3 separate regions of the Mus musculus genome follow, and regions 1 and 2 are each linked to region 3. The links are chromatin loops, found by intact Hi-C in ENCODE. Cell type or tissue: left cerebral cortex. All regions are shown on one strand. Links, peaks and the distances in the headings refer to the core of each region. The heading gives the core; the rest is flanking DNA.

Evidence for each region. A loop is a pair of places that touch in the nucleus more often than their neighbours do. Peaks named below come from ENCODE experiments on the same cell type or tissue, not always from the same donor. Only the 100,000 strongest peaks of a DNase experiment are listed, where the experiment ranks them.
Region 1: a loop joins it to region 3, with 4 times the contacts of the local background. A loop is called at or near these places in 4 of 42 quality-filtered maps.
Region 2: a loop joins it to region 3, with 3 times the contacts of the local background. A loop is called at or near these places in 2 of 42 quality-filtered maps.

Annotation. Positions count from the first base shown.
Region 1 is chr13:55,511,761-55,522,322 of GRCm38, forward strand. It overlaps Pdlim7 (PDZ and LIM domain 7), which reads right to left and starts at 1,686. Exons shown (of 13, transcript NM_001114088.2): 1 at 1,607-1,686; 2 at 552-658. The coding sequence starts at 647. In left cerebral cortex, for the core only: CTCF peaks have their summits at 1,903 and 5,423 (motif pointing left); DNase peaks (open chromatin) are centred at 1,438, 1,785, 3,506, 3,877 and 2 more places; H3K4me3 peaks cover 1,441 bases; H3K27ac peaks cover 2,132 bases.
Region 2 is chr13:55,466,490-55,477,051 of GRCm38, forward strand. Prr7 (proline rich 7 (synaptic)) reads left to right here. Exons shown (of 3, transcript NM_001030296.4): 2 at 5,299-5,947; 3 at 6,104-6,666. The coding sequence starts at 5,536. The coding sequence ends at 6,501. It overlaps Dbn1 (drebrin 1), which reads right to left. Exons shown (of 15, transcript NM_001177371.1): 11 at 10,147-10,284; 12 at 9,657-9,827; 13 at 8,371-9,047; 14 at 7,967-8,069; 15 at 6,939-7,804. The coding sequence ends at 7,734. Among named protein-coding and RNA genes, the nearest start is that of Mir6944, 6.0 kb to the right of the region's middle. In left cerebral cortex, for the core only: CTCF peaks have their summits at 1,457, 2,858, 5,072 (motif pointing left), 6,851 and 1 weaker place; DNase peaks (open chromatin) are centred at 2,949, 4,071, 4,779, 5,042 and 5 more places; H3K4me3 peaks cover 2,574 bases; H3K27ac peaks cover 5,166 bases.
Region 3 is chr13:55,322,396-55,332,957 of GRCm38, forward strand. Prelid1 (PRELI domain containing 1) reads left to right here. Exons shown (of 5, transcript NM_025596.5): 2 at 458-683; 3 at 1,936-2,049; 4 at 2,132-2,210; 5 at 2,435-2,877. The coding sequence ends at 2,577. It overlaps Mxd3 (Max dimerization protein 3), which reads right to left and starts at 7,336. Exons shown (of 6, transcript NM_016662.5): 1 at 7,203-7,336; 2 at 6,874-6,979; 3 at 6,219-6,248; 4 at 5,975-6,089; 5 at 3,618-3,801; 6 at 2,775-3,503. The coding sequence starts at 7,272. The coding sequence ends at 3,388. In left cerebral cortex, for the core only: CTCF peaks have their summits at 5,495 (motif pointing right), 5,701 and 8,169 (motif pointing right); DNase peaks (open chromatin) are centred at 3,393, 5,106, 5,472, 6,997 and 2 more places; H3K4me3 peaks cover 1,273 bases; H3K27ac peaks cover 727 bases.

The DNA of each region.
Region 1 (10,562 bases), core at 806-8,805, 190 kb after region 3:
ACTAGAGCCAGCTGACTGGGACTCAGTCCTCACACAGGGCGGGAAGAGTTCCCCGTTGGCCTTGACCGTACAGAGAGTACAAGCCGTTTTTGTGCCTCAGTTCAAACCCTTGCTCTGCAGTGGACTTACTGAATGGGCTCCTCCAGCCCACCAAGCTCTGTCACTTGGGGAAACAGGATGACAACTGCTATTCCTTGAATAACTGGAATTAAAGTTACATCCTGCTGGGGACCTGGCTCCACAGGCTGCTCTCCTAGCTAAGTAAGATACTTCTTGGAGACATCAGCCTCCAATACCGAAGGAACAGGCTCCCCCTTGTCACTCACAGATGGCTTGGTGGGAGAGCATCAAATACCATGTCAAAGTAGGGAAGTTGGGAGTGCCTCTCTACTCTCCACCTAGTTGGGAGTCCTGGTAGTTAAGTGTCCATTTGGACCTGGATACTCCTGCCTTATTGGTCCTGGCTTGCTCCTGCTGTTTCCTCCCATGATCCTCTGGAAACCTGAGCACCCAAGAACCCTTGGGGAGTTTGTTCCCCCACCTAGGCTCACCCGAGAGATAGAGAGGGGCACATTGAAGTCCTTGCCCCCTTGCAGACGGAAGCCCCAAGGGGCTGGCCCTTCCAGCACCACCTTGAAGGAATCCATCGTGCCTGCTCCTGTGAGGAAGAAGAGAAAGTGTCTGCAATGCAAATTGGCAGGCAGGTCCAGATCTGGGCACTAGCGTTGGCCAGGCACCAAGAAGGCACGGGCGGACGCTCAACACACACAGGCACTGGGAGGCAGGTATCTCAGCTGGCTTGGCTGGGCTCCTGGCAGGCCGACCTCTCACAGACAACAGACAAGGTGGTTCCCCACCCTGCCCCCTGCCACCGGGAGGGCCTGGAGAGGCCTCTCCGAGCTCAGGTGCTTTTCTCTTCCAGGGGTTGGCTGTGGGGCTAATTGGCACTGCTTTGCCCAAGCTAACCTGGAATCTCAGGAGGGTGGCGGGGTGAGTCAGGGGCCAGCTCCCCCTCCTTCCCCGGGTCCCGGCAGGCAGGCCGCCGCCGGAGCCTGCTCGGACTATATAAGGCGTGTAAGCTGACACTGTAGAGAGCCCGAGGAGGGAGCACGTTAGGGGCTCGGGATATGAGGGGGAGGGGTGGAGAAGGAGGACGCTGGAGCGGGTCCTAGCCATTTTGGGACAGGTCGAGGCTGCTGGTGGTCAGGGCGGGACCCCTGGTCTCTGAAAGGGGAAAAGAAAAACGGGGTACTGGTCCTGTAGAGAGCGACGGGGGCCGTGTCCCTTACGCACGGCCAGAGAGGGGATCCTTTCTGGAAGCCAGAGAAAGTGGTGCCACCCACGCACGATGCTCCCTTGCCAACATGACTCTGTTTCCCTTCGTCTCCCGCCCCAGCCCCGCGCTTGGCCGCGTCCCCACCGCACACAGTGGCGCAGGCGCCAATCAGCCCCACTTCGCCGCAGGAAGGCGGGGGCGGAGGCTGCGGCCGAAGCCAGCCGAGGGAATCTGGCACTCTTCACGACCACCCACGCCCTCCCCAGCGCCTCAGCGGGCCATAGGACCCCGTAGGGTGCAGGCCAGGAACCCCCTCGCGGACGCCGGTACCTGAGTGCCCGCCTGGGCCGCTGCCTGGCAGCCTCCGGGAGCAGCGATGGGATCCGCCGCTGCGCTCTGACCCCGCCTCCGCGGACGCCGCGCCTTTTGAGCCCGCGGAAGGGGGCGGAGCCCTAGGCCACGCCCTCCCCAGGCCAAACGAGTGGACATCCCGGGGTCGGTGGGAGGCCCCACCCAGTCAAAAAACCCTGAGTCTCCAGGAGAGGGAAGGTGAGATCGGGCACTTACCCTCGCCAGTCGGGTCGCTGCCCAGCCTGTGCCCCGCTTCAGGCTCTCGCCCAAGCCCCTTGCGCCTCCCACTGGCGGAGTGGAGGAAAGCATCCGTTTGAAACCCCAGAGTTGATTGATCTCTCACCGTATTCTCTTGTAGAGGAAAATGGCATGGTAACACTTTTCTGTTAGGGATACTGTTAGAGGTCAATATTGTCAGCATCATCAGATTTCAGATTCTCTAGGAACTGGAGAAGCGAGATAGGGTAGTTTCAAGTTAGGCTTCCTGGTGTTCGGGATGTAGCTTAGTGGTGGAGCTCAGTAGCTAAGCTCTCTGGAGGCCCTTGTTTCAGTCCTCAACACCAAACCCAACCAAAGGCTTGCAGGATATAACAAACAAGTAAATACATACATAGTAAGAGCCAACGGGGGCGGGCTTAGCGCCACTTGTTGTCTGACGGTGTAAGTAGAGTCCACAGCCATGGGACTTCCACCCAGAGCCCCCAGAACCACTATTGGAATGGATTGTTTCCCATTTAACCCCAGTCCAGAGTACACAGTTCTTCCAATGCGGTTGGGATGGAAGGGGCTGCCACGGAGTGTTCTCAGAGCCCCTGCTTTAGCCTCGGTCTTAGCCAAGGGTGGGCAGAAGGAAAAGCTGAGCTCTCCTGAATGTTTGAGTCAGTAGAGAGGTGCACAGCCTCCCCTTGCCCAGCCCCCCCATCATCACACCCCCTCTTCCCCATCATTGTCCCAAGTACATAAATTCTTATGGGAGTTGTCATCCTTGAAGAAATCCTCTTCAGGTGGGTCTCTGAGTTCAAGGCCAGACTGACTGATCTATGTAGTGAGTTCCAGGACAGCCAAGGCTACACAGAGAAACCGTGTCTCGAAAAACTGAAGAAAAAAAAAAACCAAAAAAACAAAACCACCCTCTTTAGCTATCTGCTATGCTTCTGTCTCCATCACGTTTCCCTCTTTGTCCCTCGTCCCCTATACTATTGACTCTTTCTCCAGGTCTTCTATGACCTCAATTAAGTCAGCTGCAGCCTTCAGGTTTCATCCTGTTCTGACAGGAATGCTGGTCTACACCAGGTTGATCAGGGGTTTTTTCTTTTTCCATTCCTTCATTTCTATCTTCTTCTTCCCACCCCCACCCCCCCAGATACAGCGCCTTCTTCTGACCTCTCTAGGCATCTGGTGCACACATAGCGCACATATGCATGCAGGGAAAACGCCCATACGCATAAAATAAGGTCTCCTTGGGTAGACTGGCTTGAACTTGCATGGGTTCCCAGATCTTCCAGCTCTTCCCTCCGGAGGGCTGAGATCATACCAAGCCCAGCAGCTTCCTCATCTAAAATCCCAATCTTTCTAGCTTCAAGGCTTCCTTCCCTCTATAACACTTCATCGGCCTCCAGTCTTTGGCCATTTGGTCATGAAACTCACACCTTAAGAGCCCTTACTCTCCTTTGGCTTTCAATAACACTGAAAATGGTCAGCCCGAGCTCTTTCCTCAAGAACTGCAGACACCAATAATGTATACCTTGTCTACGTGTCTGCCAGGAAGGTTTCTCAAACAATCCAAGTTTGTGCTTTCTTCTCACTCCTTCCTGGTCTCAGCCAATGACATCATTCACCTGGTTGGTTCCGCAGAACCTATGAAATTATATGTCTCTTCTCATCTACATCATCTCCCGATGTTCTCACAGCTAACCCTTGCTGCTGTTTCACCCATACACATAAAATAAGGTCTCCTTGTGTAGACTGGCTTGAACAGCAGCAGCTAACTCTTGCTGCTGTTTCACCTCCATCGAATGCTTCAACACCTACGAGCCTCCTTGCTGACCGCCCCGCTATCACCCTTGCCTCCCCCCACCCCACCCCCCAGTCTTCTTGCCGTTGCGGATGTGATATTCTTAAAACAGAGATCACACTTCATCTTTTTAGCATTCCAGTGGGCTCACACTCGATTTAAAATAAAACTAAAATCCTTAAGACCTACCCAAGACTAAGAAACTGGGTCAAGTGTTGGGCCTGGCAGCACAGGGCCTGTGTAATTCCAGCTACTGGGGAAAAGGGGGGTTACATGTTCAAGGCCAGCCTAGGCCATTTAATGAGACCCTGCTTCAAAATAAGTAAAAGGAGAAAAAAGAAAGAAAAGAAAAGAAATACAATAAAAATAAGGGAAAGGAGGAGGTTATGCTTAGCTTCTTGGGGAAGATGTTAAGTCTGACTCTCTAAGACATGAAAAAGAAATAAAACTGGCAGAGCTCTTTCACACTCGCCCACTCCACTTAGCCCACTCTGGCCCTGGTTCTACACCCCCAAGTATATTCTCGCCTTAGGGCCCCTTTGCATTTCACAATTTCTTTATCTTCAAACACTTTTTTTTTCTTTTTTAAAAAACATTTACTTGTTTATTTTCTATATATGAGTACACTGTCACTCTCTTCAGACACACCAGAGGAGGGCATCAGATTCCATTACAGATGGTTGTGAGCCATCATGGGGTTGCTGGGAGTTGAACTCAGGACCTTCAGAAGAGCAGTCAGTGCTCTTCTTCTTCTTTTTCTTCTTCTTCTTCTTCTTCTTCTTCTTCTTCTTCTTCTTCTTCTTCTTCTTCTTCTTCTTTTCTTTTTCTTCTTTTTCTTTTTCTTTTCTTTCTTTTTTCTTTTCTTTTCTTTTCTTTCTTTCTTTCTTTTTTTTTTTTTTTTGAGACACGGTTTCTCTGTGTATCCCTGGCTGTCCTGAAACTCACTCTGTAGACCAGGCTGGCCTCAAACTCAGAAATCCACCTGCCCCTGCCTCCCGAGTGCTGGGATTACAGGCATGTGCCACCACACCCCGCTGCAGTCAGTGCTCTTAACCACTGAGCCATCTCTCCAGCCCAACTATTTTTTTTTCTGTAGGGATCTAAAAGCCTTATTTTTTTTTTCTCTGTTTGAATACTGCCTCCTCCTGGGGTCTTCTCCGAGCACCCCATCTGGAACAGCAGTCCCCACTGGAGAGATGGCACAGCAGTTAAGAGCACCAGCGGATCTTTCAAAGGACCCAGGTTTGATTCTCAGAACCCACATGGTGGCTCACAACCATTTGTAATTCTAATTCCAGGGGGTTTCAGACACCCTCTGCTGGCTTCCCTGTGTACCAGGCATGTACATGGTGCGTAGATTATACATGCAGACAGACAAATAGAATAAACAAAGACATTTTAAATATTTAAAACAGCAGTTCCATGATACCATACCTGTATCATACCCTAGTCCTTTAACCTACTTTGTTTTCCCCATAGCACTTTCCACCCTGTGATATACTGTGCCCCTATTGTGCCTGCCCTCAGAACCTGCACGGAGTTGATATGATCAGATGAAGGAAGGCTTGCAAAGGTGCAATGAAGGAAAGAGAATGGCACTTCGACGGCTCCTGGCCATCTGCCGGCCGACAGGAAAGGCTTCCAAGGACCTTTCTTGCTCCACAGAAAGGCATGGGCCTGGGTGCATCTTTTTGGATCTTCTCAAGAACACACAGCCTCCAGGTTTGGAACAGGCAGGGACTAGGAAGGATACAGCGCCCTCTGGTGGCCAGGATCCCTGCAGCTCCATGGCCAGGTCTCTTAGTTCTGAAGGTCTTCTAAACTAGTTGGAAGAAGATGGAAATCCCCATGCAACTGAGACTTTGACTGTTTTTTGTTTTGTTTGTTTGTTTTTTGCTTTTTTTTTTTGAGACAGAGTCTTTTTTTAAAATATGTATTTATTTATTATATGGAAGTACACTGTAGCTGTCTTCAGACACTCCAGAAGAGGGAGTCAGATCTCCTTACAGATGGTTGTGAGCCACCATGTGGTTGCTGGCATTTGAACTCAGGACCTCTGGAAGAGCAGTCAGTGTGCTTAACCTTGTACATTCTGGAAAACTCTCTACCACTGAGTCATATCCCCAGCCCTGAAACTGGGATTTTTAATGAAGAAGAGGTTAACAGACCAAAGCCTCCAGAGTTCTGGATTCCAGTTTTGGTTATGACCAGGACTCCGGTGTGTCCTTGTTTTTGGTGAAGTAGCAAGGGCTGTGACTACCCACTGAGGGAGAAGGCCTCCATGCCGCAGCTGCTCAGGTGAGGTTTCCTGGCCTTGTGGCTCTACGATTGCTTGATTGGTTGTGGGCGATGCTGTTTTGCCAGGACTGTTTGTGCTAACCTGACTCTCAGCATCTAACATCCTTCTAGACTTTTCTTTTTGTTCTCAAACACGCCTTGGGAGAGTAATGCACTGAGTCCCAACTTCTAACTTCTCGTCCCACATTAAAGTTGGAGATATTTTTCTTTCAGCAGTATTGGTGGGCAAGGGTTTCACATCTATTAGATAAGTGTTATCACCCTTTAGCTACAGCCCTAGACCCAGGATTGTCTTTTAGATATCCAGATGTCCAGTGTGCAGTGGGATTCTTAGATCTGTAGTGAGCATGAAGTATGTGTGTGTGTGTGCATGTACAAGTGTGCCTACATGCATACGTTTGTGTGTATGTGCACATGCATGCATGTGAGTGTGTATTGCATGTGTGTTCATGCATGTGTGAGTGTGTATATCTGTGTGTAAGTGTGTATGTGTGTGCATGTTCAAAGATTTATAGCGAACAGGGGAGAGTTGTATTATTCCTAGGTATTGCAGGCATTTGTGAGCCACTTCATGTGGGTGCTGAGAAACAAACTCCTCCTCTGGTAGAACAGTAAGCACTTAACCACTAAGCCACTTCTCCATCCCCAGAAAGTCTATGTTGAAGGAAGACATGCCTTTGAAAACTACCAGTATTTAAATGGCCTTTAAAATGTAGTGATGTGTAAAGGCTGGAGAGATTTTGCAGTTAAGAACAATTTTGCTCTTGTAGAGTACCCAAGTTTGGTTCCTAGTACCCACATTGTGACTAATAATGGGTCTAAAACTCCAGAGGGTATCTAAGCACTCTGACCTCTTCTGGCTGCCATGGGCATGCCATACACTTCATGCACACAGACACACAAGTGACACACACATAAATATAAATAAATCACTGTGGTGGTGGTGGCACACACCTTTGATCCCAGAACATAGGAGGCAGAGGCAGATGGATCTCTGAGTTCGAGGCCAGCCTGGTCTATAGAGTTCCAGGATAGCCAGAGATATACAGAGAAACCCTGTCTCAGAAAAATAATAAACAAACAAACAAGCAAATCTTTTTTTTTCTTTTTTTTTTAAATGTACTGCATTATCCATGGTTGTTTTTTGTGTTTTGTTTTGTTTTTGTTTTTGTTTTTGAAACAAGTATTCATTGTATACCCTGGCTGGTATAGAACTCACTCCATAGACCAAGCTAGCCTCCAACTCACAGAGATCTACCTGCCTCTGGTTCCCAGGCACTGGGACCAAAGGCATGAGCCAAGATGCCTGGTGAGTTATCCACTTTTTTTTTTTAAAGATTTATTTATTATATGTAAGTACACTGTAGCTGTCTTCAGACACTCCAGAAGAGGGAGTCAGATCTCATTACGGATGGTTGTGAGCCACCATGTGGTTGCTGGGATTTGAACTGCGGACCTTCGGAAGAGCAGTCAGTGCTCTTACCCACTGAGCCATCTCACCAGCCCCCAAATAAGCAAATCTTAAGAAAATGAAGGCAGTGATTAGCTTACCTACACCAGTGGTGCTCAGCTCAGGACACATGTCAGAATAATCCCAGAATTTGAAAACCCAAACACCAATGCCAAAGTCCCTTGTCCCCAACTGATTTAAAAAACAAACAAACAAACAAACAAAAAACAAAAAACAAAAAAACCAGAGCTGTACGTGTGAGCCTAGCCATGGGCACTCTTCAGAGGCTTCCAGACGACTTGACAGGCTGATCTGCAAGAACTCTGAGAGGATCAGTAACAGAGAAGATAGCAGAAGAGCTGGGGCTGCTTCTGGAGGAACATTTGGCTAGCTGGACAATAGCTTTGGCTTCCATCCCTGAGCACTGGAAAAACGTGAGCCAATCTGGAGGAGACGCTGTAATTGTGCAGAAAAGACCACTGATGCTTTCAGGAAGGACAAGGAGTCCTGCCAAGGAGCAGAGGGGTCCCAGGGTCTCAATGTGTAGCTTGGTCTGGCAGGGAGTCCGTGACTTTGAAACATTATGTAATGGAAAAGTAGAAAAAGAGGAAACTGAAGTTAGGGAGAGAGGGGGCAAGAAACTGGAAATGAGAGTAATTCAATGGTTTCAAGGAGCTTCAGTGTGAGCAGAACCGAGAAGTGGGAGGAGGAGGCAGACAGGGAACGTGAGGGCCATGGAAGGTTGTTCTTCGTACTTGAAATCAGAGAGCATCTGTCATTTCTCTGGTATTGGAAATGGTGATGGTGGGCTGGAGAGATGGCTCAGTGGTGAAGAGCACTGACTGTTCTTCCAGAGGTCCTGAGTTCAATTCCCAGCAAGCACATGGTGGCTCACAACCATCTATAATTGGATCTTATGCCCTCTTCTGGTGTGCCTGAAGATAGCAACAATGTACTCATATACATAAAATAAATAAGTAAATCTTTAAAAAAATAAAGAAAGAAAGGAAGGAAGAAAATGGCAAGATGCTAATGTCAGTGAATGAATGAATGAATGAATGAATGAGGAAAAGTCCCACAAAGAAACTAACTGGACACTTCCCATGGGAGCACAATCTAGAGACAAACACTCCTTCTGTAGGGCCAGGAAGGAAAAGATGCATGAAGATGCTGGACCCTTTGTTAGTACAGCAGAGGAGGGCAGAAGTTCACGTCTGCTCACTGCTGAGTCCTGACAGCGTCTAGGAGGTGGGGGTAGGTGGAAGTGGAAGGCTTGAAGATGTCTTAGTTACTGCTCTGCTGCTGTGATAGGATGTCCTGACTAAGGCACTTTACACAAGAAAGCATTTACCTGGTGACTTGTTGACAGTTTCAGAGAATTACTGCGTGTTCATCCTGGTGGGGTGCGTGGCAGTATGAAAGTCAGGCATGGCACTGGAGCAGTAGCTGAGAGCTCACATCTGATCCACAAGCGGGAGACAGAAAGAGAGAGACTCTTCCTAGCATGGCTTTTTGAAACCTTAGAGCTTAACCCCAGTGACACACCCCCTTATCAAGGCCACACCTCCCAATCCTTCCCAAACAGTTCCACTAACTGGGGACCAAGCATTCGAACTTATGGGTCTATGGGTGTCATTCGCATTCAAACCTGCACAGCATGGCTCCTCTGGGACAGTAGCAGCGCAGGAAGCCTGCAGGACCTGCCTATGTGAGACAACAGTCAAGTCTTTGTAAGTGGATTTCTCCAGATGTGAGCAGATGTCAGTGGATTCGCCAGAGGCTGAGGGCTTGACCAGTCACATGAAGTAGGAGGGGAGGAGCAACTCCAAGTGCGAGGTGTGGGGGAAGTAGAGTGGAAGGTAAGAGGCAGCCGGAAGATGCTAGGAGCAAGGCTGATTGTCACTGTCTTGAGCACAGGGCTTGGGAGTGTCAACATGTGGGCAAGATGAACCTGGGTGTCTCTAAGCTCATTGTTGAGAGGCCAGGGCATGAGGTTAAGGCAAGTGGAAGTGCCAGAGATTCTGTCTCTAAAGGAGGTGCAGCTGAAGCAGGAAGTCCAAGGATTGAGAAGCCAGGTACTTGGTAGCCGGAGCAGCTTCTTACGCACAAGTGGAGCAGAGTCCAGAAGCAGCAGGGAGCAGAAAACAGGCACTGGTAAATTATCTCGCTCTGGAAGGCTGGCACCTGGAGAACACGGGCTGTTCCTCTCATCCCTGGAACAGCGTAGGCAACTGGTAAAACTCTCTGCATGTGCATGTGTATGGCATGTGTGCATGAGTGTGAGTTTCATATACATGTGTGTGTGTGTGTGTGTGTGTGCTGTGTTTAAGTCAAACGTTAACAATGAGCATCTTTCTTCACCGCCTTCTACTTTGCTCTGAGTCTCTGAAGCTGTGGCTCACTGATTCTAGCTAGTCCACCTAGCCAGTTTGCCATGGGGATCTTGTCTCTGCCTGCCAGGAGCTGAGGATACAGGTAGCATCTCACCATAGCTGTTTTGTGGGTTCACACATTCTTTATTTGGCAAGCTATCATCCCACCCACAATCTCAGCAGAACTTATAAAGAGAATAGTTGTTTCCTTTGTTCTTTATGTGTACAAATTTTTTTTTTCTGAGACAGGGTTTCTCTGTATAGCTCTGGCTGTCCTGGAACTCACTCTGTAGACCAGGCTGGCCTTGAACTCAGAAATCCACCTGCCTCTGCCTCCCAAGTGCTGGGATTAAAGGCATGCACCACCACTGCCCGGCTGTGTACAGATGTTTTAAGGGCACACTTGTCTGTGTACTGCATGCATGTACCCATGGAAGCCAAAAGAGGGCATTTGGTTTTGAACTCGGATCCTCTGGCAGAACAAGCAGTCAGTGCTCTTAAGTGCTGCGCCATCTCTCTAACCCCCTACCTCACCTCAGGTGAAAAATCTTAGTAGAGAATTAGGTCTAATACATAATCTAGTCTTTTTGGTGTTGTGGATGTTCTGGGGAAGGGTTTTTAAAATTTGTTTTGAGGTATGCTCTCATTTTGTATGCTCAGCTGACTTAGAACTTGCTATGAAGACCAGGCTGCCCTCAAACACAGAGTTCCATCTGCTTCTGCCTTCTGAGTAAGGCAGCCTGTGCTTTCTTCTCCATGTGTGTATGGCACTGAACACTGAACCCAGGGTCTACCTCATAC
Region 2 (10,562 bases), core at 1,032-9,031, 140 kb after region 3:
TACTCACTGGCCAACAAGACACATCCACGGACTGTGTTAAAGTTGAAGGTCTTAACTCTTGACCCTGCATGCAGCCCATAGTAATGTGGGGGGATTTCTGTTGGACCACCACCATAGTGCCGGGTGCTGGCCTGCAGCTGGCCACACGTAGTTGTGTACATGAGACTTACAGTGATTTCACATCTGTTGTGTCTCTTCCCGCCCCAAAACTGACTTGGGCATTACTGGACGGGTTTGGGACAGGTTTGGGTCTTTTTTGTCTGTCTATTTTTGGTTTATTCACATTGTGTTTGGGTGTTTTACCTACAACTCTATCTGTGTACCATGTGTGTGCTTGGTGCCTATGGAGGTCAGAAGAGGGCATCAGATGCCTGGAACTGGAGTTTCAGGTTGTAGTTAATCACACTATGTTTGTGCTGGGAATTGAACCTGGGTCCTCTGCAAGAAGAACAAGTGCTCTTAACTACTGCACCATCTCTCCAGCCCCTCAGCCAGGTCTTAGCATCCATGTTCTACCTTAGCTGTGTGACTAGGATGGGATCACGGGGTTAATTAGGACAGAAACAGGTTCTTCTCTGCGCTTGACTTGTTAAAACGGGCTGCTCCTTCTGACACATGAACATTATCTTTCCTACCAGGTGGCCTCCTCCCTTGCAAGAACAAATCCTGTCCATGTTGAGTGAGGGGTGGGGACACAGGGAAGCACAGAAATGAGGTTTTAATATGGGCTTGGGCTTTCCCTGCCTCCATTCCTCCACTGCCTCCGACAGGGTCAGAGCTGAGAAATGTGGGCCTAAGGAAATCCTCTGTGTCCAAAAATCGACTGGAACTCGTCTCTGGTGTCCTGTGGCAATTTCTTTGTGCTGAGGTCAGGTCACACATCCTACTGAGATTATTGGGAGTGAGGTTATGGCAAACCCATGCAAGACTGACTCTGGGAGACAAGTTCAGCTCTCTCTGGCCTCAGTGCATCTGTGTTGGTGTGAGAGAGAGGTGTAGAAATGTCACCTTTGTCTCCCTGGTAAGCCTTGCCTGCCATGACTGGACTCGGCAGTCTTCAGGGCTTTCCAACCAAGTGAGCCCATGACTTGACCTCCTGAGTGTTGCTGAGACCACAACTGTAGAGGCTAGTGACACCTGCAAGGACAGGTGACAGCGACTTCCCTCCTCCACCCTAGCCATGTGTTCAACCACTCTGTCTCCTCAATATATTTTTCCTCGTATTCATAGATGACTGGGTTTTTGCTTTGGTTATAACCCAGCCTGACTACCAGTTTTTATGGTGCATACCAGTTTTAATGGTGCATACCTTTAATCCCAGTAGTTGGGAGGCAAAGGCAGGTAGATCTCTGAGTTTCAGGCCAACCTGGTCTATATAGTGCCATGACAGCCAGAGCTACATAATGAGACTGTGTCTTCAAAACAAAACAAACCCACCCCTAGAGGGCTAAGAGCTGGGTCATGGCTTTTTTCAGTGATGTTTCCCAAGATGAACTATACCCTGATCCAGCTCCTGAAGTATTCTCCTCCCCTACAGCTAAAACACCACTCAAATCACTCCCACAAGTGGCTTTTAGCTACTGTGTGTCAGTTGATCAGGCCTTGGTTAATTCCCTAGTGCATTCCAAGATGACTAGGCTTTATTATCCTCACCCTGGCTAGGGCTGTGACGTAGCTCAGGGCAAACACATTCAGGGAACGGTAGAGGAGGCCAAGAGGCCCTGGCAGGAACGCATTCTGGAGACCATGACCGAGGTCCCGGGGTTCTCTGGCATCTCATATGCTGGGAAATTGTTAGAAATTTGAACTCTGAAGCCAGGTGTGGTGGCTTTTGCCTGTGAACTCAGTTTTGAGGAAGAGGAAGCAAGAGGGCTGTGATGGCGTCCAAGGCCAGTGTGGGTGACCTAGTGAGTTCAGGACGAGAAATGTGAACCCCCAGACCTCTTGAATCGTGTGGTGGTGGGTGGTGCTAGATCTCTAGATCTGGACAAGCTCCCCTTCCTTGTATTTCAGACACTTGTACAGGTTTTGAGATGCTCTATCGTGCAGGCCACGCTTTTTAAAGCCCCCTGCCCCACGGCATTTCCCTGCCTCTGTGCATGCTTTGGCCCTAGCTGGGGGAATATGCAGACCTGGGATCTTGCTCTCAGCCACTTGCTGTCTCTATGTCAAAGATGTTGATACACTTGTACAGGTTTCAGAGGTACCATTCCAAAACCCACCAGCCACCCCCCAGCCCAGAAGCAGACAACTCAGTGACCTTTGCAGAAATGAGCACAACTTTTATCGTAGGGATTCCTGAGGAAACTGAGCACAGTGGTTAGAAAACACCTGGAGTCTTGCTTTCATCCCTTGCTGTAATCCCAGGATGGTCTAAGAAACCCCAGCAAAACCATATGCCCTAAATGCTATACAAATCAGGATGAAATCCTAAGAAATGTTTAAGAATCTGCAAGAATATAAGGCAATGAGAAAAAAGAGAAAGAGGGAATACAGTGAATGAGAAACTTGGCTGATGGAAGGAGCGGTCCATCTGGAGGACGTAGCCCCCAGCAGGGGAGGCGGGCAAGGGGCGGGTGTTTGCTATCAACATCTTCCACATAGAGACAGCAAGTGGCTGAGAGCAAGATTCCAGGTCCGCATATTCCCCCAGCTAGGGCCAAAGCATGCACAGAGGCAGGGAAATGCCGTGGGGCAGGGGGCTTTAAAAAGTGTGGCTTGCACGATAGAGCATCTCAAAAGATATGCATGGCCCACTTGATGTTTATGGACTGAGCAACTCTTGTGGACTAAAGAATATAGAGGAGACTGTAGGCCAGATGTCGGCCGGCCCTCTGTGGCCCCCTGCAGGAGAATGCTTACTATTAGTTGGACAGTACAGCCTGGCTGTTGTCCGAGGCCAGCTCAGTGGTGTGTTCCCAAGGAGATTTCTCTGACCCTCAGATTGCATGGCACAGTGAATGATGGTTCTTAATCCTTGCCTCAGCGACAGACGCACAGAGATTTGGGGCTCATTCTTTGGAGTCTGGCCTAACGCCCACTTTAGCTAGGTACCCTTAGGGTATAGCTTCTGTACTTCATTCTGTGTTGAGCCTGAAGCTGCCACTCTCTCTCCATCTTGTACTTCTTCCCCACTCCCTGAGCTACACCACAACAGGTGGGCCAGAGCCTGGACAGGAAGTCTGGCGACTAGTTAACCTAACGACCAGGGGTTCTCAGGGTCTCTGGTGCCCAGTGCTGACCAACAGAGTTTCATCCACAGCCTGCCACGTGGGAAGTGGGCAGTGACTGACTGAGATACAGGCTAAACCTTAGCGCCTTCTTTTAGCTGTGCCACATGAGACGAGGCTTGCTCTTGCTTCTGAGCGTGTCACCTCATCTCTCAGAGAACAGTGCAACCAGAAGTGACAGGGTAATGTGAATGCCCTTAAGATTCTGCATGAAGCCAGTTGTGGTGGTGGTGGTGGTGGTGGTGGTGGTGGTGGTGGTTCATGCCTTTCATCCAGTAATGGGAAGGCAGAGGCCTGTGGATTGCTCTTAAGTTAGCTGGGACTATATAGTGACATCCTGTCTCAAAAATGACAATTACCTGGAAAGAAAGGACAGTTTCTGATGACCCTGACATTATTCTAAAGCTTCCCCTTATATACTCTTAGAAGGGACCGTGACATCATGCTGTCCATGATAGCCCATCTTCTGGGCTCGAGCCATCTTCATCATTGCAGACCCATGTCACCCCTGATTCTTGGCAGATACTTCTAACTTAGCAAGCATCATTAACTCCAGCCACAGAAATTCCTTCTTTAACCCGGAACTGTTTCTGCCCTTTTGCTTGAAACCTCTAGCTTGTGCCTATTTCTTCAGAACATTCCTGTTCCTGAGGGCTCAAGGAAAGAGAACAACAGATTTAATTAACTCCCAGTGACTGGCAGCATCGTGTTTTTATCTGGGCTGCATCACCATGGCAGCCTCGTGGTGGGGTTGTCAAGGGGGCGGGCAGAGCTATTGTTCCTACCCTTGTCTGCTCTGGAACGCAGGCCCAGGAGGATAGGACTGGCACGGGCACCAAGTGACACATGGCTGAAGGCAGCCAGAGAGTCAGACAGGAGCCATCTGGGGAGATGGGGTGGCCAAGGCCTGGCACCCTTTCAGCCCGAGTCTTAAGCTGATTTCGGGCACCAAAGCTGAGTGAGTGTGGGTGCGCCAAGGCCAGGCATTTCCTTGAAGCTCCTGGAAAACCTTCCTTCTCACAAGTTCAGTGGGCCAGCGCTTGGTGACTAGACCTAGGTTCAAATTAGAGCTGCGGTCTGTGCAGTTAACTGCTCTTCCAGCTCCCAGCTGTGAGTTAGAAAGACACTGTTACCCACAGGGTTGTGTAAGTTGCTGGTAGAAGGTATTCGAGAAAGGCCCATCTCTGTTCTGTGGGGATGGTGACCCGTCTGTTGCTTGGCCTTAATTAAGCAGTCAGGGCTCCAGACTTCTCTCCCACCAACCCCTGTAGCCCCCCACCCATGCAGAGATGTCGCCCCCTGCTGTGATAGGAGGTGGACCCAGAGACCAGGGTTTGTCCTGACTGTAGGGCTAGGTGGGTCTGAAAGACAAATCTAATTTTCTACCCCACTTTACAAAGAGGGAAAGGGATTAGTGGAAGGAAGGGGGTTGGGTTGGAAGTAAGAGAGGTGCAGCCAAGTGGGGTTTGCGCATGAGTAGGTGGTGTGGGAAGTCGAGTTGGGGCTAGAATCCGGCTGGCAGAGGCGCCTAGAGGAAGGAAAGCCGGCCTGGCCCACGCCCAGCACACGGTGTTGGGAACAGACAAAGACCGGGCTGGTGGCATGCAGTGGCAGCCACTCGCCAATCTCTTTCAGGCGTGGCTAATAGTTGGAAGCAGTGCAGGGCAGAAACTGGGCTCCAAGCGGACTGCTGGTGGGCCTCCTGGAGGTGCACTGCCCTTTCCCTCGCCCCCAAAACACCGCGCCAAGACTACTCCAGCGTCCTGGCAGTCACAGCTTCCGAAACCACCTCGAAGCTGGACCCTGGGGTCGCGGGCGGACTCCGCGCGCCCCCTACTGGCCTCTCTTGGGTCGCGTCAGCACGCGGTCGCCGGGTCCCGATTCGGGGGAAACCCTATCGGGGAAACCTCGGGGCGTGACGTCATCCCTGGGTGACGTCACCCGGCCCCCGGGGAGTGCGGGGGTTCCCACCGAGGAGGCATCCCCGGCCCTGCGCGGGACGCGGATGCAGGCCGGGAGTCACCAAGGACCCTGGCGAGCCTCGCTGAGCCCTGTGTCTGCCCCGCAGGTCGCTCGCGGCCCCGGGTGAAGCAGGCCCGCGCCGGCCGGCGCCATGGGAAGGAGCGGGAACCACAGTTGCCCCTCGCCGGCATGTGCGCCTATTGAGCCCCGCCGCAGGCAGCCCCCGGCCGCAGGTCCCCGAGTGACACTGGCGGCACCTGGGAGCGTGGCGCGGCCCCGGGGCCACGCCGAGGAGCCCAGCGTCCAGTAGAGCCGCCGAGGACCTGCCGCTTGTGCCGCAGCCATGGTGATGTCCCAGGGCACCTACACGTTCCTCACTTGCTTCGCCGGCTTCTGGCTCATCTGGGGTCTCATCGTCCTGCTCTGCTGCTTCTGCAGCTTCCTGCGCCGCCGCCTCAAACGGCGCCAGGAGGAGCGACTAAGGGAGCAGAACTTGCGTGCCCTGGAGCTGGAGCCCCTCGAGCTTGAGGGCAGCCTGGCTGGAAGTCCTCCCGGCCTGGCGCCGCCGCCGCCACCGCACCGCAGCCGTCTGGAGGCGCCTGTGCACGCGCACTCGCACGTGCACGTGCACCCGCTGCTGCACCACGGGCCGGCGCCGCCGCACGCGCACCCGCACCCACACCATCACGCACTGCCGCACCCACCGCCGCCGCACCTCGCCGTGCCGCCCCGGCCCTGGAGCTATCCGCGCCAAGGTAAGGCTGCGTTTCGGCAGGCGAGCGCTCCCTGCCCATGCCGGAGGCGCCCCACCCTTAGCACCGGGAGAAGCGGGCTGGGGTGGTGGTGGCTGGGCGAGGCTTCTGCCCCGGGCCGGCGGCTTCATCCTCACCAGCCCGCTTCCCGTTCCGCAGCGGAATCGGACATGTCTAAGCCGCCGTGCTACGAGGAGGCGGTGCTGATGGCCGAGCCGCCGCCTCCCTACAGCGAGGTGCTCACGGACACTCGCGGCCTCTACCGCAAGATCGTCACGCCCTTTCTGAGCCGCCGCGACAGCGCGGAGAAGCAGGAGCAGCCGCCTCCGAGTTACAAGCCTCTCTTCCTGGACCGGGGCTATACTTCGGCGCTGCATCTTCCCAGCGCCCCGCGGCCCGCCGCACCCTGCCCTGCCCTCTGTCTGCAGGCGGAACGCAGCCGCCGGGTTTTCCCCAGCTGGACCGACTCAGAGCTCAGCAGCCGAGAGCCCCTGGAGCACGGAGCTTGGCGTCTGCCGGTCTCCATCCCCTTGTTCGGGAGGACTACAGCCGTATAGAGGGGCGCCCGGCGTCCCGAGCCCCACGGGCGAACTCCTAGCCTGACTGCGAGGCTTTTTAAATGCTTCCCTTGGACTGCAGGGAGGGGTGGGGGGGAGGGAGGGATTTCTTACCCTGTTTGTTACATTTTGAGGATAATAAAGGTGTGTGATCTGCTTTGGTACAAGCGGAGGGGGATACCAGCTGCTTTAAGCACAAGGTGCTAGTGACCGGGCATGTGGACTTTAGGGAAAGTGCCCGAGTACTGGCCTTGAGAGCAGAGGGCTGGTGTTCGGAAACCAAAGGTTGTTTCTCAAGGGCTTAATGTTCCGTCTCCTCCTAACCTGTTTTTGTGCGCCCCCTGTAGCCTCGGAGGTGACAGGAGTTGGGAAGCTGGTCGTGAGGGCCGGCGCCCACGCCAGATCAACCCCTGGAGGCCCAGAGCAGCAGGCCCGAAGGGATCTGGATTTCTTTATTAACAGACATGAGCACGACCCATTACATAAGTTTGTGCTTAGAAAAAAAAAAAAAGTTAATGTGAAAAAGAACCCAAGCAGAGAGGAAAGAATTGGGGAGGGGCCACCCAAACCACTGGGTCCCATCAATAAGCCCTGACTTGAGTCATGCCTAGGACCTCCAGCCTGGGACCTGCCCGGCAGGAGAGGGCGGGAAGCCAAGGGGCCCCAGGTGGGTCTGATAATTCCTTCTGACCAAGCAGCGAGGGTAAAGAGAAGGGGAAGGGTCCCAGGGAGCCAGAGCCCACGAGCCATTTATTGCCATGTTTTAAATTTCGTGCAAAATATCTGAAGCCCTGGATAGAGAATACAAAGTGATTTTTTTTCCAAGAAACATAAAACTAGGAAAAGTGATGGGGGGAACATTTTCCCACCAGAACCCCCGACCCCCACCAGGTCCCAAACAAGGTGAGGCCTCCACCCTGGTCAGCTGAGCAGAAAGAACTAAGCTACAATCTGGTCTGGGCAGGAAGGGGGTGGAATCTGCAACATTGTTTCAACTACCAACGGGAGGAAAACCAGTCAATTGTACAAGTCTATCAACTTTTAAAAAAAAGAGAAAAGCTGTAAAAGTCAGGCCCTGTGGGTAAGGAAGCAGACAGGTCCCCGGCCAGTGCCGGAATCCAGAGTGGGAGCCAGGCGGGGCTGCTGCTAATGCTGGCACTGCAAGCCGGCTGGCCAGAGGCCACTGCAGGTAGGCAGCCTTGGCGAGGGCAGCCAGGGGGCAGTCGCCGCTACTAATCACCACCCTCGAAGCCCTCTTCCTCTTCAGGAACTGGGTCTGCATCCCAGCAGGTGATGTCGATTTCTAGGATATATTGAGAGAAGAGAGAAGGCTGGGTAGATCCATCAGTGGTGCCACCCGCCCCCCAACCTCTAAGAGCTGTGCCAACCGACTCTAGTGACACCCCTAGCCCTCCAGTCCCATCCCAGAATTCCAGAATTCCCATCATTCACCCGGGGATACTACCTGGAGGCTTGTTGTAAAATACAGGAGGCGGAACCTTTGCACATGGCTCTTCTGATTGGGCGAACTCTTCCTCCTGTGACTGACTGAAGTATCCTTCGCTGGCCTGCTGGGGTTTGTTATTTGGTTTTGTTTTGTTTGTTTATTTAGTTAGTTTAATAAAAGCTTAGGTCACCAGGACCCAACTGTCAGGACAACAGCTGATCTATCAGGCCTGAGCCTGTTTCCCCAGCAACCACTCTTGGAATCCTTGGTTGCTGGGGAAACACAGATGCCTGCCAGGGAACGAATGGCAGAGATGGAAAGGGGCGTGGCATAGAGCTGCTTCTCAATATGGATCTACAAGCAATCCGCCCTCCCCCTCCGCACTGAATACTGTCCCTCCCACCAGGCTCCCCCTGTCCCACCTGGGTCCCCTCCTTTTGAGTGGTCTCTCCATTGGTCAGCAGGTGAGGTTCTGGCTCCAGCTCCTGCTCCAGCACCTGATCTACCTCCTCTAGAGCTGAGGGCATAGTTAGGACCTGGGAGGCAGCCAGCGTTTCTCCTACTTCCTCCTCTGGGTCACAGAAGGTGGCTGGAGGTTCTGGCAGCTCATCAAAATTAAGAAGGTTAGCACAGCCTTCGCCTACCGGCGGCAGCGGCTCCTGAGCGGCCTCATTCAGCAGGGGCACCTCTGCCAGGGAGGCCTCAGCACCTGAGGGTGGTGTGGGCACCCTGGGTTCAGCCTGAAGTGTTGAGGCCTCTTCCCCGTTGCCAGGCCATAGATCAATGAGGCTGGCAGCGGCAGGGGTGACGTTGTTGGCAATAGTGGTGTCAGTAGTGGCAGTGGTGGTCTCAATGGTGTCAGCTGCATGGACATCAGCTACTGAGGTGACAGAGGCAGCAGGCTCCGCAGGGGCAGCCAGGGCAGCCTGCTCTGGAGATTCTGTGCACATCGAGTCCTCCAGGGGGCTGCTTTGCAACAGGGGAGGTTCCTGTGCCTGAGGGGGCTCTGCCGCACAGCCAGCCCAGACCTCAGGAGCTGCTGTTACTTTGGCCTCCTTGCTGAGCTCTTCATCCAGGCTTGGGGTAGTCTCCTGGGCCTCTGTGGCAGTGCACATGAAGGACACAATACAGTCAGCCCCCTTGGGGAAGGATAGATGCCCTGGGCCAGTGTACCATGTCCACCCACTGAAGAGTGACGAGTTTGAGACTTCTGGGTAAATTTGAGATACCTTCTACTACAGCTGTACCTCCCTATCCTTTCACCCACTCTTTTCATTTTTATGTTTTGAAAGATTCATTTTTATTATGTATACAGCATCCTGCCTACGTGTACGCCTCCAGGTCAGAAGAGGGTGCCAGATCTCATTATAGGTGGTTGTGAGCCACCATGTGGATGCTGGGAATTGAACTCAGGACCTCAGGGAGAGCAACCAGTGCTCTTAACCTCGGAGCCATCTCTCCAGCCCTCACCAACTTTTTTTAAACCACCAGGAGGAAGGCCACATTCCTCAGTGATGAGCCACTGAGGGTTAGAGAAGGCATTGTCTAAGAGCAACACCAGGGCGCTCCTCTGCTATAGCCACTTCCTTAGCAGTGTAGTGTTGGTGAGGATTGGTCCAAGTTCTTTGAACTATGTTACTGTGGCAACCTAGGGTTCCCTACCCAGAGACTGATGGAAGGATAGGTACCGGTGGGGCCCTTCTCTTACCTTGAGTTGGTGGAGGTGGTGGAGGTGGAGGTGGAGGCTGCGAGGATGTGACCTCATCCAGGGCCCTCTCGATCTGCTCAGCGATGGGGGTAGAGGCTGTGCTGGAATCAGATGGGCTCCGGGTGGGAATAGGAGTGGGTGCCATCCTCCGGTGGCTGTCCAGGTGGCTGCCTGCGGAGCAAATGCCCAGGCTAGTGAGTGAGGAAGTGGGAGCCAGGTGGAATCAGGACTATCCACCTTGTGTCTCAAGTGTGGGTGGGGGCTGTGAGCTCCCCAGGCCCCCCAGGGGCCAGATTGCTGCTCCAGACCCTGTGAACCAGGCCGCTGGGGGCCAGTGCCCTACAGGGCCAGGGACAAGAGGCAGGTAGTACCTGCTCTGGGGACAAACACCAGCAGTCGGCAGTCAGGCTGGGGGAGAAAGGGCGAGGGGGCTGCTGGGAAGCGGGGCCCTCCTTACCCCACCCTGCCGAGGCCTGGGGCTGCTACCTACATGGGAGGGAGGAAGAGAGGTTTGGGGTGCGGTGGCAGGTGATATAGGGAAAGGGAGTCCGTGGAGGGGAAGAGGAGGAAGAGGAGGAGGAGGAAGGCCCACTGTCCGATGCCTTTATGAAAGGGCAGTACGGACGACCTGCCGAGAGAGAGACAGACAGAGAAAGAGACAGAGGACAAGAGAGGGTCAGTCTCCCCCACCCCTGCCCCAAGGCCTCACCCACCCCCAGGGCCAGCCCTAGATGTCCAAGCCACCTTCAGCCAGGGTGCACATTCAGCCAAGCTGGGCCACAGCCTCAAGCCATCTGATGCCTCCCACCAACCAGCACCAGATACACACATGGGCACACAACAGCCAGCCTCTGTGTAGCAGCACGAATGAGTCTAGTCTGCCATGCTCCTGGAACCCCGGCAACA
Region 3 (10,562 bases), core at 1,500-9,499:
CTGCGGAACTGTGGCCACAGTTATAGCACAAAATCCTTATAGGATTAGAATCAGTCCAAGCCTCCAAAGTCCTCGAAGAAGATTGTCTAGTTTGTGATTTATATTGGGCTCTAGATTTCTATTTTGCAGTCCAAAGGTGGTTGGACAGGAAGAGGCGGCAGCACGGGAGTTGAGCGGTATTTCGGGGCCAGAAATCCTGAGGATGGTTTGCTTACCTGCTGCTGGCGCTCTCTAGTGGTATAATTCTTGAGATTTTGCTCGCTTTGGAGAGCCACAGAATCCATGTCGGGTGGAGGAGGGAGTTGGAATTTGCCCGGGGATAGGTTCAGTGTACTCTAATTCTGAACCCGGGCACAGATCACAGATTGCAGGCAGCCATGACCTGGAGGCGCTAAATAGGAACCAGTAGACATGCTGTCAAGAGCAGGCTCCTGAGAATCATCTTTAACTCTTGCAGCAAACATGTCTTAACCGAAGACATAGTGCACCGGGAGGTGACCCCCGACCAGAAGCTACTGTCCCGGAGACTCCTGACCAAGACCAACAGGATGCCACGTTGGGCAGAGCGACTGTTTCCTGCCAACGTTGCTCACTCCGTGTACATCCTGGAGGACTCTATTGTGGACCCCCAGAATCAGACCATGACCACCTTCACCTGGAACATCAACCATGCCCGGCTGATGGTGAGACTTCCTTTGCTCCCTCAAAATAGTTGCCCTTCAGATTTCAGGCAAGAGAGTTGTGGGAACTTCTGTGGCCAGAGGCAGGCCTAAAATACCAATGAGCTGCATCTCTAGAGTTCTGCCCTTAGATTGGTCTACCCTTTCGATTGGTCAGATTCTCTGGGACTGTCCCTTGGCTCTCAGATGGTGGGGAAAGACACCCCTGTTCTTTTTTTCTTTTTTTTTTTCCCCGAGACAGGGTTTCTCTGTGAAACTCTGGCTCTCCTGGAACTCATTTTGTAGACCAGGCTGTCCTCGAGCTTAGAAATCTACCTGCCTCTGCCTCCCAAGTGCTAGGATTAAAGGCGTGCACCACCAACCACTGCCCGGCTGACACCCCTTTTCAAAGCTTGTTACAAGTACTGTGCGCAGAGCAGTCAGTTGGTGACATGCATGCATGCATACATATGGGGGGGGGGGTGGCTTTCAGGAATGATGCTGATCGAGAAAGGGAGGCTGTGGCTTCCCTGTTGGAGTCACATCAAGTGGAGATAACTGGGGTGTGCCTCGGTTTGTGCATGAGATTTGAGGAAGTGCATTATATGGATCTTGTATGCTTTGGAAGGCTTGAAAACCCATGTTTGGGAATGTTCACACAGTGTGAATAACCTTCGAGCTTCTAGATGATTCTTTCTCGGCTTCTGTAAGCCTGAGAGGTGGAAATTGTGCGTTTCAAAAAAGAAAAACTTTATATAAAGATGTGCCACTCACAATCCGTGAGTAAGGCACCTTTTCCTGCCCAGCACTGTCTGAAGTCACCTCAGCTGAGAGCTCTGCTTGGTAGATATCACATTGACAAGTTTGTGACTACTTCACATTCTTCAGGAGGCTGCCGCTCCCTTTGTTAATGAAAGCTGTCATTTTTGGAGTGTGTGCGCGTGCTTGCGCACACACACAATACCAGGAAGTTCAAAGAGGAGAGGGTAGAAGGCAGACGAGAAACACTGCTCACATCTAGATCCAGAGGCCCCAAGATCGGGTTGGAATAGCAACTGATCCCAAGAAACTGTTCTACTTGGAAGGGTCAACAGAGAGGTAATGGAGGCAGAGCAGCCTCCCTCTGGGCCCAGGATACATAACGGGAAGAACTTTGTCATTGCTTCCCCTTGTGAAGGAGACAGGGACAGTAGCATGGTAGAGACAGGGTGTGAGCGTGCAAGTGAGCAGAGCATAGGGTGCTTCTTTGAGGTGCTCAGCCCAACTTCCCTTGAAGGTGGTGGAGGAACGATGTGTTTACTGTGTGAACTCTGACAATAGCGGCTGGACCGAAATCCGTCGGGAAGCCTGGGTCTCCTCTAGCTTATTTGGCGTCTCCAGAGCTGTCCAGGTAAGAGGCTGCAGGGCGGGCAGGGCGGGGCTCGGCTCTGGGTCATTGAGTAACTCTCCCATCCTTCTCCCTCTCCTGCCAGGAATTTGGTCTTGCCCGGTTCAAAAGCAATGTGACCAAGACAATGAAGGGCTTTGAATACATCCTGGCCAAGCTACAAGGTGAGGGCCCTGGACACTGTGTCAGGAGTTGGAGAAACCCTCACTCCCAGTAGCCTTGACCAATGAGACTCCTAAGTGTGCCTATGAAGGATGGGTGGGAGGGTCAAGAAACAGGACACCAACTTCATTCCTAAGAACCCATCAACAATGGCTGCTGTGATTGACCAGGGCTTGGGTGGGTCTTCCAGGCATTGTCTGAAGCTAGACCCTGTCGTTTGCCACAGGTGAGGCCCCTTCCAAAACCCTTGTTGAGACAGCCAAAGAGGCCAAAGAGAAAGCAAAGGAGACCGCACTGGCAGCTACAGAGAAGGCCAAGGACCTGGCCAACAAGGCCGCCACCAAGCAGCAGCAGCGGCAGCTCGTATAACTCGCTTCCTCTCCCTCTCCCCAGTGTACGTGATTATTAAAGAGCAACCTGCAGCCCTCTCTGCTGTCTGGGGTGGTGGGTCAGGGCCCTGTCCTGGTCAGCATCTGCACCACACCCAGCTCTGTCTGCCGGGCAGAGGGGTGCAGTGACTTGCCCAAGGTCACAGCAGTGCGCAGGTGATAGACTGTACGCTCCAAGAGGGCAGGGCTCCTTGTTTTATTCTCTGCTGTGTCCCAAGTACCCTGAACAATATTTAGCACATAACAGGCACTCAATAAACACATGATTTGATTAGCCCCAGTTCTGGAGTCAGATAGCTTTGGTTTGAATCAGGAGCTCAGGCACGTCACACACTCTGCCTCAGCATCAGGACCACAGAGCATCCTCCACGCTGTCAGATGTGCACTGCCTTCACAAGACCCTTTTTGCCAGCTACTGACCTTATTTCCTCTCTTCCAGTTGTGGCAGGGACTTCATCTCATCGGGGCAAAACCATGGACAGGAACTTACAAAAGAGGATTTTAATGAAAATACTGTGCAGTATATACGGGCAGAGGCCTGGGGCTTTGCCCAGGAACAAGAAGTTTTGAGGCTTCCTGTCCCTGTGGGGAGCAGCAAAGCAGGGCCAAGTGCTACATGAAATTCCCTGGGGGATGGGGAGGGTGGCCCAAGCTCAAGCTGTGCAGCAGAGTCTGGAGTCTGCTCCCACACCTTGGCTTTAGTCTCTTCAACATGTGGCTCTAAGCCAACTTGTGTGGGGGCCACTGACTGGCAGGCTCAGTCCAAGGAGAGTACAGGCCGCAGTGGGCATCATAGCCAGGCGCAGGTGCTGTGTGAGTAGCTGTGCTCCCGCCCAGCGCTGAAGCTCTGTAGGAGCTCTGTTTCAGTCCCAAACACCAGGCTCTCCACATCCACCTCCAGATCCTCTGCAAGGAGAAGCCAGTCTGCTCGCCCCAGCGGTCCACTCGCCCCAGCCAGCCACGCTCCCCACTGGCCCCGCCCCCCGCCCCAGCCTCGCCCCTCCCAGGGTGTGCACCCACCTTGGTCTGAGTCTGAGCGCTCAGAGGACAGGCCTGAAGAGTCCAAGCTGTCTGCCCTCAGCCGCTCTCGCTCCCTAGCTCCTGGCAGCCCCTGGAGCTGCTCCAGCTGCTGCTGCAGGCTCTGCTGTTTGCTGCGAAGCTTTTCCTTGAGCCGCCGGGCTTGCTGCTCCTGCTCCTCCAGCTTCTGTAGAACCCACGGGGGCAGGGAATAGGGTCAGCTGCCCAGGGTCTACAGAGAGGCAGCCATGGAACGAACCCCATCCAGGGTGGCTTCATGACCTTCAGAGGCCACCACCTCCTGCCCTTCAATATACAAAGAACTGTCTAGATGAGTACGGACCATAGGGTACCCCCATCTCAAGTGTCTTTAGAGCCTAGTCACATAATCCAATGGAGAATATAATGTCAGTACAAACTTGGGGACTGTAGCATCCTGACAAGTAAAACTGAAGGATGTGGCCACACTTAGGTTTCCATCCACTGCTACCTGTGGTCAGACCCAGCACACTATCTGGTGGTCTCTTTCCATTTCTTTTTTTTTTTTTGGTTTTTCGAGACAGGGTTTCTCTTCTCTGTGTAGCCCTGGCTGTCCTGGAACTCACTTTGTAGACCAGGCTGGCCTCAAACTCAGAAATCCGCCTGCCTCTGCCTCCCAAATGCTGGGATTAAAGGCGTGCGCCACCACTGCCTGACCTCTTTCCATTTCTTTACACTTGATTGTTGGACTATAGACTCACTGGGCTGAAGCCTGCATGCAGATAATAAGAAAGACACAGCAAGCCGGGGGTGGTGGCGCATGCCTTTAATCCCAGCACTCGGGAGGCAGAGGCAGGCAGATTTCTGAGTTCTGGTCTACAGAGTGAGTTCCAGGACAGCCAGGGCTATACAGAGAAATCCTATCTCAAAAAAAACCAAAACAAAAAAAAAAAAAGAGAGAGAGAGAGAGACAGCAGCTGGAGATGCAGCTCAGGGGTAAGGTGTGCCTAGCACGTGCAAGGCCTTAGGTTTGATCTTTAACCCGTACAAATGATTTAAAGCAAGGGGGGAATAAGCCAGAACACTCAGCACAAGGTACAGAAAGGTGCATGTCCTCACCTAGACTAAACTACGGGGCTGGGTACCATCAAGGCAGAGGGACCCCGGGAAGCTCTTTGTCTCTGGTAGGCCAAGAGAGAAGCTTTTACAAGCTGTCACGGGACCACTTGGAGCCCAGGAAAGCAAGGCCGCATTAGGGATGCTTGAGTTTCACAGGAAGCAGGAAGTGAGGCTGTGTCCCTTCAGGGATCCCAGCTAGAGCTGGCCTCAGCACATGCAGAATAGCAGGCAGCCTGGTGGAAGGACCACTCAGGAGATGCTGCCCAAGGAAAGGGCTAATGCCCAGGTGCCAGCCCCTCTGGGTAGCACGCTCATCTACTTGAAAATGAGGTCAGACAAGCTCATGGGAGAAATGTAAGCCTACGTGAGAACCAGGTCACTTGGAGGTGAAGGCAGGCATGTATGTGACAGTGCAAATATGTGCTGAATAGCAATGGCACTGACTGCCCTGGCCCTTGAATAGAACCTAACAGAGCCGTGTATGATAAACGCTGATAAACAGGTCAGGCATTGATTGATTCTGCCCCTCATCTGCTCTCAGAGGTGTGTGTGTGTGTGTGTGTGTGTGTGTGTGTGTGTGTGTGTGTGTGTGTGCGCGCATGTGCGCGCACATGCGTGCGCACTCTCTCTCTCTCTCTCTCTCTCTCTGTCTGACTCTCATTGTTTCCTTCCATCACATGGGCCCAGAAAGCAGGAAACATCCTCTTCTGTTGCCAAGGCAGCTTCTAACACGCCCACATGGTTGGCACAGCCTAGGCCTTGTTGTCTGCATATCCACTCCTGTCCACCAGGGGGCCTGCAATTCCACCCGAGCAGCAGCAAGGCCAAGTCCAACCAGCTAGTTAATTCACTGTCCTTTGCCTCCAGACCTCCCCTGACTCAACACCACCAGCAGAACCCAAACCAGAAAGCCCTGAGGAGTAAGTCAGGAGGAGAGGCTAGGTACCAGCCCTCTGCGGTCTGCCGAATCGCAGGGCTTAGCACAGTATTTTCACCAGCCGTATACTCCCTGCTGAACCCAACAGGAAACAGACTCATCCAAGGTCTCACAGCTAGGACTTAAGTAATACTACCCACAACAAAAGGAACATTTACAAGGCCTCAGAACAGCCCTGCTGTCTGCTTCTCTTCCATTAGATGGATTCGGGAACAAAACGGGATTGTCTCAAGTCCCACAGAATGGAGGCAGCCCTGCAGCCAGGCCATCCACACCACAAGACCACACTGTCTCCCAAGCAGAGAGACAAGAGACAGCTCCTCACCTGGATATGCACCCTGGCCCGGCGCAGGAGGCTTAGTGTAGTGTATCGGGTACAGTCAACTCCCAGGGGCATCTGCTGCCTCAGTTGCTCTAAGCACCGCTTCAGCTGGGCTCTCCTGCAAGGGAAGGAGTCTGGAGGGCAGTACCAGCCCCACCTCCCTAGCCAGAGGGATGGCAAGGGAGGAAAGGTCTGAGAAAGATGGTCCTTGAGACCGGGAACTGTTGAGAGCCAGGTTGGGACTCACCTGCGCTTCTCCAGCTCGTTGTGCACAGACCTGTGAATGCCAAGGGGATCAAGTGAGGGTACTGTGCAAATCCTCAACCCCAGGCTGTTGTGCAGCTCAGACCTCACTACAGATAGCTGCGCCAAGGAAGCCTTTCGTGAGGGCCTGGGTTCCTTTAGGACACCACACCCCAGGTAGTGACTAAAGGAATCAGACACACACACCAAAAAATACAGGACACTTGCCCAGGTACTTGCGGGGTCTCGCCCCTGACAGCCAGGCAAGACAGGCTCCCTGGACAGATGTGACACTTGATCAAAAAATAAGCCTGTCAGAGAAATCAGTAGAGGGGAAACTATTTTAAAGAAACAGAATATGCAAAAGAACAGAAAAGCAGAAGCCTGTAGTAGAGACAATTCAGGAGTGTGAATGACCTGTGTGATGTGATGTGATGTGTGTGTGTGTGTGTGTGTGTGTGTGTAGAAAAGGCGGATGGAGCAGGGTACCTGGGCCGTGTGTGTGTGTGTGTGTGTGTGTGTGTGTGTGTGTGTGTGTGTAGAAAAGGCGGATGGAGCAGGGTACCTGGGCCAGAAGAACAAACAAGGAAGTGAGAAGAGAGTTAGATGGGACAGCTAAGGACCAGCATCCCTCCCTACACTGCCCCATCCCTGCTCACCGCCCACTGTTCAGCGCGCCAGGAGCTTGCAGGGGTGGCTTCCTCCTCCTGCAGACGGTCCCGGGGCTGTGGTGTGGACACAGGGACGCATAACCGTGCTCTGCCTCTGCCAGAGAGAGAACACAGCAACACAGCCCGTCAGCTGGAGCCCCTGGCACGGCGAAGTCAAGGAAAGGCTTTTGGCGCCAGGACCCTTTCCCCAGTCACTCCCTGCCCGGCTGCCTGCGAACTCCAATAGATGTGCGGGCGGCAGCGCGCCAGCAGCCCTCCAGCCTTGCTCCCTCCAGGTTGGGAGCCAAATTCAGCCCGCGCGCGGGGTCTGTCCTCACCTCTCTCGCGCCTCTCCAGGAACTCCGCTGCCTGCAGCAGGACCTGGATGTTGCTAGCCACGGGTTCCATGTCGGCGACAGCCGACGACCAGCGGGCTAGGGATGCTAGCCCTGTCAGCCGCCTTACCACTTTTGTTTCAATGTAACTGACACGGTGCCACAAGCACAGGGCCCGCCCCGCCCCCGGTCGCCCCGCCCTGGCCCCTCCCCGCCCCGCCCATGGGAACCCCGTCCGCCCCGCCCTGCCCAGCCCAGCCCGCCTCTTCCCGCCCAGGCTGAACTGGGCTGCTGCTCTGCGCTTTAGGGAAGAACCCTCCGCCGGGTCAGGCAGCCCGGACACCGGGCGCTGCAAGCTGCCCCACTCCTGCGACAGGCAATCGCGCCGGTCCTAGCAGGCGCCGGCCTGGGCTACACGTGCGCGCGGGACGCGGCCACATCCTCCGGGCGGGCCGCGAGCCTCGGAGACTGGGTTGGTTGATGCGCGGCCCCGCCTTCTCCCGCCGCGGGGGCCCCGACTCGGGCGGGAAAAGCTGCCGGTTTCAAATTTGAAAACCCGGACGAGGAGGGCGGGGGCGAGCTACGAGAGACGGCGATGCGCACGCGCCTGTGTTGGGGGCGCGGACGCAGGACACGGTACGGGCCGCCCCGTATCTGCCCTTCATTGGTCTTCGAATGGGAATCCCTCCTAGCTCTCCCGTCCTTCGCAGGGAGGTTAATGGCGTCGTGAAAACGTCGGCTGTTGATAGCTTCCCAAGCCAGGGCATGAAACACACTGTCTCACCCTGAGTTCTGGAGCTCCTCAGCGGCCACTGCTAGGTGTGACGACAACTCGCGTACTGTGAGACAGCGTTGCGGTGGTTACAACTAATGCCAGCAAGCAAACATACGTCTCTCATTAGGGCCATTGCAACCAGACAGCCCCTGGGGGGCGGGGTGGCATCTAGAACAAGGCTCTGCTAGCCATCCGGTGGAGGCTCCTGGATAGCCACTAGGGGTAGCCATACCTATGAGTCAGGAATGATGGGGCATTCTGAGAGTCAAGTGGACCAGAGAGGGGGCACTATGAACAGATGGCCTTAGGAAAACACAGTCACGTGCCAATCAGGCCCCTTCGGAAGAGGCTGTCTTCCCAAGGGAAATCGCCTTTTTTTTTTTTTTTTTTTTTTTAAATCCAAGAGTTGCGGCTACTGTGTAACAGTTTGTAGACTGAAAGGCCTGGTGGCTATGGAGAGAGACACCGGAAGGTCTGCCCAGCTCCGGTCAGCAGTCAGGCTCTTGTGCGTTCCCCTTGGAAGAGAAGGAGGAGCGAATTGACACAGGATCTCATGTGCAACAATCTAGCTTCAAACTTGCTATGTAACCCAAGATGGCGACCTCCTGATACTCCTTCCAGTTCCCAAATGTCGGGGTTTCACGCAAGCACCGTGCAGGCACAGACATCATACATCTGCTACCCAGGAGACTGACCTCAGAACAGGACGGAGACAAAAGGTTCTCCAAGGAAAGTTCCAGCAGAGGGAGGAGGCCACATCATCTCAGAATCATCCTAGGAGGTATAGGTAACAGCCTGGCTGAAGGGTGTTGTTAGAAGTCAACCTGGCCTCAGACCTCCCATGAATATGTAGATAGGGCCAGAGCAGGCAGGAGTAACCCTTCCTAGGGGGAAAGGCAAGGTGTGGCGATGAAGCTCTGGCAAGTATCAGGTCCAACAGATACTCCAGTGACCTAAAAGAGCCTCTGTCCCTAGATCACCTGGGTCCTGTGATGTCTGGGGATCCACTTCCCCTTCAGCCACAGTAACTGGAGTGGACTGTCTTTTTGTTGGTTGGTTGGTTGGTTGGTTGGGTTGGGGTGGGGGGCTGTTTTGGGGGTTTTATTTGGTTGTTTGGTTGGTTTTTTGTTTTTTTTTCAGGACAGGGTTTCTCTGTGTAGCCCTGGCTGTCCAGGAACTCACTCTTTAGCCAGGCTGGTCTCGAACTCAGAGGCGGATGCCTGCCTCTGCCTCCCAAGTGCTAGGCTTAAAGGCATGCACCACCACTGCCAGGCTGGAGTGGGCTGTCTTACCTTGTCGCAGTTTGTCAGATAACTAATGTCCAAATGGATTTGTGCCTTAGATCACCAAGGCCTTCCATCTCCTGCTACAGATTGCTCAGGGTATAGTCCTGATGTCTCCCTGTCCCCAGAACCTTTGCAGATGTGGGGACCTGATTAAGAAGCTGAACTCCGGGGCTGGTGAGATGGCTCAGAGGTTAAGAGCGCTGGCTGTTCCTCCAGAGGTCCTGAGTTCAATTCCCAGCAATCACATGGTGGCTCACAACTATCTATACTGGAATCTGATGCTCTCTTCTGGTATGCATGCAGAATACTGTATACATAATGAATATTAAAAAAAAAAAAGACGCTGGACTCCTTCAGTGAGTTCCCCCTTGCTGCAGTAGAACTGATGCCTGGTACAACCTGCGATGGCTCCAACAGCCCTTGGGTTCAAGGGGCTGGGCAGTGCCCCTCCTCTGCCTCGTAGCACACTGATCCTGCCCTCGCCCACTCCCTGCCTATACCAGATGCACTCAAATGCCACATCCTCCAGCAAAGCCCCAGGACTCTCTCCTCCTTTGCACCTTCTAAAAACACCAATGGTCCTGTGTCTCTTGAGGTCACCTCTTCTACCGGATTGTGGCCCAGTAGCAGAGGCACACAGGACTGAGAAAAGCATCCATCCGTGCTGGGGGGACAGAAGCACCCAGCTCGAGGCTACCTGGGAATGTCACCCCAGCCTGTCAGGATAGCACAGGACAGTGGCACCTCCTGCAGCTTTTAACTGTGTCTCTTTCAAGTAGACTTTGATTGTTATTTTTGAGTATTTTGCCTCCATGTATGTCTGTGTACCATGTGTGTACCGGATGCCCTGGAGGCCAGAAGAGTGAGTCAGAATTCCTGGAACTGGAGATACATGTGGCTGTGGGTCACTGCGGATGCTGGGACTCTAACCTAGATTAGATTCTGAAAGAGCATCTAGCTCTTAACTGCTGCTCCATTTCCCTAGCCTGCTGCAGTGATCTTGTTTTTTTAAAAGATTTATTTATTATATGTAAGTACACTGTAGCTATCTTTAGACACTCCAGAAGAGGGCATCAGATCTTGTTACAGATGGTTGTGAGCCACCATGTGGTTGCTGGGATTTGAACTCAGGATCTATGGAAGAGCAGTGGTGCTCTTAACCGCTGAGCCATCTCTCCAGCCCGATTTTGTTTTTTTAATTTATATGAGTACATTGTAGCTGTCTTTCAACACACAAGAAGAGGGTGTCTGATCTTGTTACAGATGGTTGAGAGCCACCATGTGGTTTCTGGGACTTGAATT